Linked DNA regions of Mus musculus: region 2 is linked to region 1. Evidence: chromatin contacts called from ENCODE POLR2A ChIA-PET data. All regions are on one chromosome and are shown on one strand. The core of a region is the stretch at or near the end of the contact, and the rest is flanking DNA. Distances in the headings are between cores, read along the strand shown.

Region 1 (2,823 bases), core at 263-2,762:
TACAGCACACGAGTGCTACAGTTTCTAGTGACATGTAGAAGCTGTACTATTCCCTACCCCTAAGAATGGACTCAGGTTGACTCCATGTGTGGCAGTGCCTAGGGAGTGTGTCCAAGAATTGTGCTTTCTACCTTGCTCACAGGAACGTTTCTCTGGGTCTTCATCTTCCCTGCCTCCTCCTGGATCAGCAAGTAACCATCCCGGCAGAGATGAAGGTTTTAATTGTTTTGTTTTGTTTTGTTTTGTTTTGTTTTGTTTTGTTTTTCGAGACAGGGTTTCTCTGTGTAGCCCTGGCTGTCCTGGAACTCACTCTGTAGACCAGGCTGGCCTCGATCTCAGAAATCTGCCTGCCTCTGCCTCCCAAGTGCTGGGATTAAAGGCTTTCGACACTGCATCTCTTAGCCTATCAGCCAATCAATCAGACAGAGGACTCCAAAGAAATGAAAATTTCCCCAGAATTCTCATGCTGGGAGAAGAAAAAGGTACCAGCCAGAGGGGAAACTTGTCTCCTGGAAAAAGATTTCAGAGTTCTAAAAGCTTGTCAGACCACCTTACAGGATGAGACTAAAACCCAGATAATAATGGGCCAATGGTGGGCAGAGTCATACCTTGGTAAGGACTACTCAGATGTATTTATCCTTGGCCCTCTATCTAAATTTTTTATCTAAATTTAGAACCCTGAGGTCAAATTTGGGTGATTCACAGAATCTCTTTGCCCCTCTTTCTAGTATGACTACATTGAATAAATCTCCTTTTTCTAAAGATTTCCAGTTTTTAATGTGTCTCTTTCAATTGGCTTATTGAGGATAAGGTAGCTAGACCTGACTTCGGGCACAGGTTGTGAACCCCCAACATTGACAACAAGCAGTCAAGGTTTTCTGGGCCACAGACCTGACACTTTGCTGATTAACTGAAACTGTTCAAAGATGAGAACCACCTATTGCATACTTGGGCCCACTAGTAGAGAAGAGGAAGTGAAAAGAATGGGAACGTTTGAGACAACTCAAAAACTGAAGATTTCCCACTCAGGAAGACCACCAGGACCTTCCCCTTTGTTACACAGCGCAAAGCTACTGTGCTACAAAAGATAAAAGAAAAGGCGATGTTTGCGGGCCCAGCAGTTCCAGAACAAGTTAGCGCGCTGATTCGGCTCTGCCTACAAACTCCCTCCGCCTTTTTCCAACCTCTTCTCTCAAGAAAAAAAAAATTATTTTTATATGTGTGTGTGTGTGTGTGTGTGTGTGTGTGTGTGTGTGTGTGTGTGTGTATGTATAATATACCCCCACCCCATCCCCTTGCAAGAACTCGCAGTTTGCAAAAAACGCATCGCAGAAACCAAGCAACTAAACTCTGTAACTGAGCTCATGCACAACACGCATGCGTCTACTAAGCCCAGCCTCCCGGGACCGACTTCATCCCCGGCTCCGCCTACCCACGGGTCTCTCTACCGCAAGTGCGCTTCCTGCCCGGTACGGAAATGGACGAGTCTGACGTCATATGAAGGCGCCGACAGTTCCGAAGGCTACAGAGGCTACACGTGAGCCATGGATACGCCGCTGAGGCGCAGCCGGCGGCTGGAAGGCCTAAAACCTCTGTCTCCAGAAAACCTTCCTGTCCCCGAAGTCTCTCGGGCGAAACGGGCTCTTGTAGATTTCAAGTCGAACTCAGAAGAAACAGGAGAGCTCAAGTCTACGAGAGTTCCACCACTGAGCCTTCCGTCTCCCGGACCTCAGCCGGAGACGAGCCCCGGATCGCCCTGTCCACCACTGAGCCTTCCGTCTCCCGGACCTCAGCCGGAGACGAGCCCCGGATCGCCCTGTCCACCACTGAGCCTTCCGTCTCCCGGACCTCAGCCGGAGACGAGCCCCGGATCGCCCTGTCCACCACTGAGCCTTCCGTCTCCCGGACCTCAGCCAGAGACGAGCCCCGGATCGCCCTGTCCACCACTGAGCCTTCCGTCTCCCGGACCTCAGCCAGAGGCGAGCCCCGGATCACCCGGTCCTAGACAGGATGCAGACGATGGGTCCCCACAAAGGCAGCCAGAGCCTCACCCCGGGTCCCTTCAACCTCATCAAGATCTGGGCCTGGAGTCACCTGCAGGACAGACAGAGTCGAGCCCGGAATCCCCGCAACGAGAGCAGCCATCCAAATTACCTCCCCCACAGGGAGAACTGGACTCTGAGGCGGCCCACGCTAAAGAGGAGGTGATCCCAGGATCCCCCGAGCCTTGCCCGGGCCAGCAAGCACCGGGTCCCGAGCCCTCTCAGCCAGCACAGGAGCTGACGGTCCAGGCACCTAGCTCCCCAGAGCGCCAGTTGGAGCCAGGCAAGCTGCCTCCGGCGGGAGAGACAGTAACAGAAAGTCTCAACCTAAAGAAGCGAGTTATAGCCTCTCCCCAGGCCCCAGCGTCCAAGAAATTGAAAGAGAAGGAGGAGCTTCCTGTAATTCCGAAAGGGAAGCCCAAATCCGGGCGTGTGTGGAAAGACCGCTCCAAGAAGAGGTAAAGTGGGGGTAGCATGGGTGATGTGTTGGGTTCTTAGTACATTTGGACCTTGCCTTCGCCTGAATGCAATCCAAGGGTTGTAAAGAGTTCACCCGAATGAAATTAACAAACACGATCATAATGTCAAAATGCCCTAAGGTCGGGGAGGGAGATAGATCCTCAAAGATCATTTCTTTAATGTCTGCCCTAGACGGTGTTCTTTTGAGCTTTCTTCCCATCCTTTTTTTATTATGAGGCAGGGTCTCACTGTATAGCACTGGCTGTCCTGAAATTCAGAGATACACCTGCTTCTGCTTCCCTAGTGCTGGGTTTATAGACGT
Region 2 (2,700 bases), core at 163-2,662, 340 kb after region 1:
GGGCCCGTCCCTTACCTTGGGCCTGAAGAGCTCCATGACTGCAATCTTCCCGTACATTCCCACCTCTTTGACTGGCCGAAGACCCTCCGCAGTGACCACATAGATCTCTAATCTTGTGTTTTTAGCAATCAACAGGTTCAGATCTTCCGCTGAAGTAAAGTGTCCTGAAAGAAGAGAGCCTCTAACTTTGGAAGCTGGAGGATAGGCCTTTCAGGTACCTCTAAATAAATCTACCTAAGGACCTCGCCTCCTCACCAAATGAAGCACCTCAATGTCTTGCTTCACACACTCAACAAAGCTATAGTCTTAATCAGACTTTTAAAAATGTACTGTCGACTGGGCAACAACAGCCTGGCCTTCAACAAACTATGACCACGAAAATTCTTCGGATGGTTGTTGGGTTTTCCTTTCTAAATTACAACAGCAGACTGTAATTGACGCTAATGGAGAAAGCCTGTGTTTCCTTGAGTTCCCATCCAGAAAGATAAAGCGAAGAAAATTTCCCAGAGCCTTCAGTGTTGTCCTTTTATCTCCCAAGCAATCTACCAACACCACCCAGCCCTCTGTAGCTCTCTCTGAACAAGAAACTTTTGTTCTGAAATGATTAGCATTTACGTAAATACACGAATTTAAGTAGCTGAAAATATGAGTTCAAGATGAATGTTCTTTGGTTTGGGATGTAACTGCCGATAAAGAGCCACGCACACAAACAAGGCAAAGCTCGCACACTGACGGGCCAACCAAACCTTGTTCTCCAGCAGCGCCCTGGAGTAAACAACAGCCCCAGGCAAAAGGGTGGGTCTGGAGAGGGCCGGGGGGGGGGGGGTGCAGACATTGCTCAAATTCCTCAACCTCCTGGACATCCACCGGAAAATTATGAACTCAAAACTTGCCCCATTATCATCTCCCCTTTCCCCTGACCACATGGGGCAAGTTTGAAGACTCAATCAACCACGCACACAACTCACACTTCGCTCTCCGTCCCATCAGGCCTGGACCAATCCTCAATAACAAGTGACCTCCTATGAGCAAAAAAGGACCCAGAATAGCTGCTTCCGCTGCCCAAAAGGCGCGTGGTGGGAACAGCTCCTTTGAGATCGCGAGCTAAGGGGGACGTTCCGCGACTGCCAGCGCCTTCCATTCCCGGAGCCCAAGTTTTTGCTCCCGCCGCCCCTGGGGCCGCTGGCCTCCCTAGGCCTGGGATCCCTCCCTTGCCCGGGTCTCCGGCCGGGGCAATCTCACCGGTCACACAGCCGTTCACTGCAGTAGGCTTCTGCGCCGTTACGACGTAGTTGTACGACATATTGAGGCCTTGGGTTGGCCCGTGGGGCGCCTAGAGCGACGATAGAGAGACGGGCGCGAGCGAAGAGACTGAGAACCCCCACCCTCACGCAGCCAACTCCGTGGCTGCTGCCTCCGCCCCTGAGACACGTTGCAGGCCAGAGAGGCCAGGCGCAGAGGATCACGGGACGGCCTCACCTGGCCTCTTGGAGGACTTACGGAGCCCGAGGCGGCCAACCAAGCGAGGCCCCGCCCCCTGAGGTCCCGCCTTCTCCTAACCGCCAGAGGTCGCAGTACCCGGATGAGAGCGAGAGTACCGGTACGCAGGCAGAACTGGCCTCCTCTTTGGTCTGCTACGCCCTAAGTGGCCGCCTGCTGGCTTCCCAGCCCAGATCCGCGCCCCTTCCTCAGATTCTGCCTCCTTCCTTCCTCCATAGCTCCAGGCGTCCTCGGGGTTTTCCCTCTTTTAAAACAGGAAGGGCTGCGGAGGACTAGACTGGGGATAAGAGGTGACCATCTGTGCACATCCCAGAGTAGAATCGTGCTTTCCTTTGCTTAATTCTTCGAGCTCCTCCTGATCCCTCGAATGCCCTCAACTGACTTTAGAACAATCATCCCAGCCTCACACATCACCTGGGGGTGTGTTTGCTCACCTCTTTTAATTTCTCCAGAAACGAAAGGACTCTCCACTAAATTACTTGATAGCACTATTAGTGCCTCTACTGCGATACAAATTCTAAGCTCAAATACAACGCAGGAATTTCACAGGAAGAGCCTAAACACCCAGGTGACTAGTGCAATCAGCCCCGCAGATGCAGGTCCCAGGCTTCATCAGACAGCCTCCATGTCCCCAACCCCAAAGGAGGAGCAGCAGAAGCCTAGTCCTGAAGCATCTCCAGAATGCCGGAGGAGGAGAGCTAACTCCCTATTTTACAAATGAGGCAGAGATCAGTGTAGCTAGGTTTGAACCAGGTGGAACTGAAGATGATTTGTACCTCCCCAGCTGGCACTCGACTTGACTCTGGGAAACTGGTTGACTAAGGGGAAACATTAGGCTTTGTAGCAAGACTAGACATGGGCTCAAGTCCTAACTCTCAGCAACACAATCTTAGACAACTCACTAGAGCTTTCAGTCTGTGTTCCAGAAGTAAAATAGGATCACAGAGCTGACTCACTACTAGTGTGGCCAGCCAGAAAGGTAAAGGTCTTTGTACATTTTCTCCTTCCCAGCTTTAAGCTGGACATGATTCCAAACACTGCCTTCTGGCTAAGTGGGGGTGTGAACTTTGGTCAGTCCCCACGCTCCTCTCCATTCCTAGCCCACGAACTAGAGTTTGGACTTGGATCAAAGTCTGAGGCAGCTCCCTAATTCTTAAGGCACAGGCACGGGAGGCATGACATTGCCAATCGGCTGCCCAT

Evidence for each region. ChIA-PET counts read pairs that join two places held with the same protein, here RNA polymerase II (POLR2A).
Region 2: POLR2A ChIA-PET joins it to region 1 with 10 read pairs in embryonic stem cell. The contact joins the promoter of Ddb1 here to the promoter of Ccdc86 in region 1. POLR2A ChIA-PET finds 5 or more read pairs at or near these places in 2 of 5 experiments (Patski and embryonic stem cell).

The regions. Positions count from the first base shown.
Region 1 is chr19:10,947,955-10,950,777 of GRCm38, reverse strand. Ccdc86 (coiled-coil domain containing 86) reads left to right here and starts at 1,512. Exons shown (of 4, transcript NM_023731.3): 1 at 1,512-2,500. The coding sequence starts at 1,545.
Region 2 is chr19:10,604,309-10,607,008 of GRCm38, reverse strand. Ddb1 (damage specific DNA binding protein 1) reads right to left here and starts at 1,412. Exons shown (of 27, transcript NM_015735.2): 1 at 1,243-1,412; 2 at 16-164. The coding sequence starts at 1,303. It also overlaps a transcript of Tkfc not described here.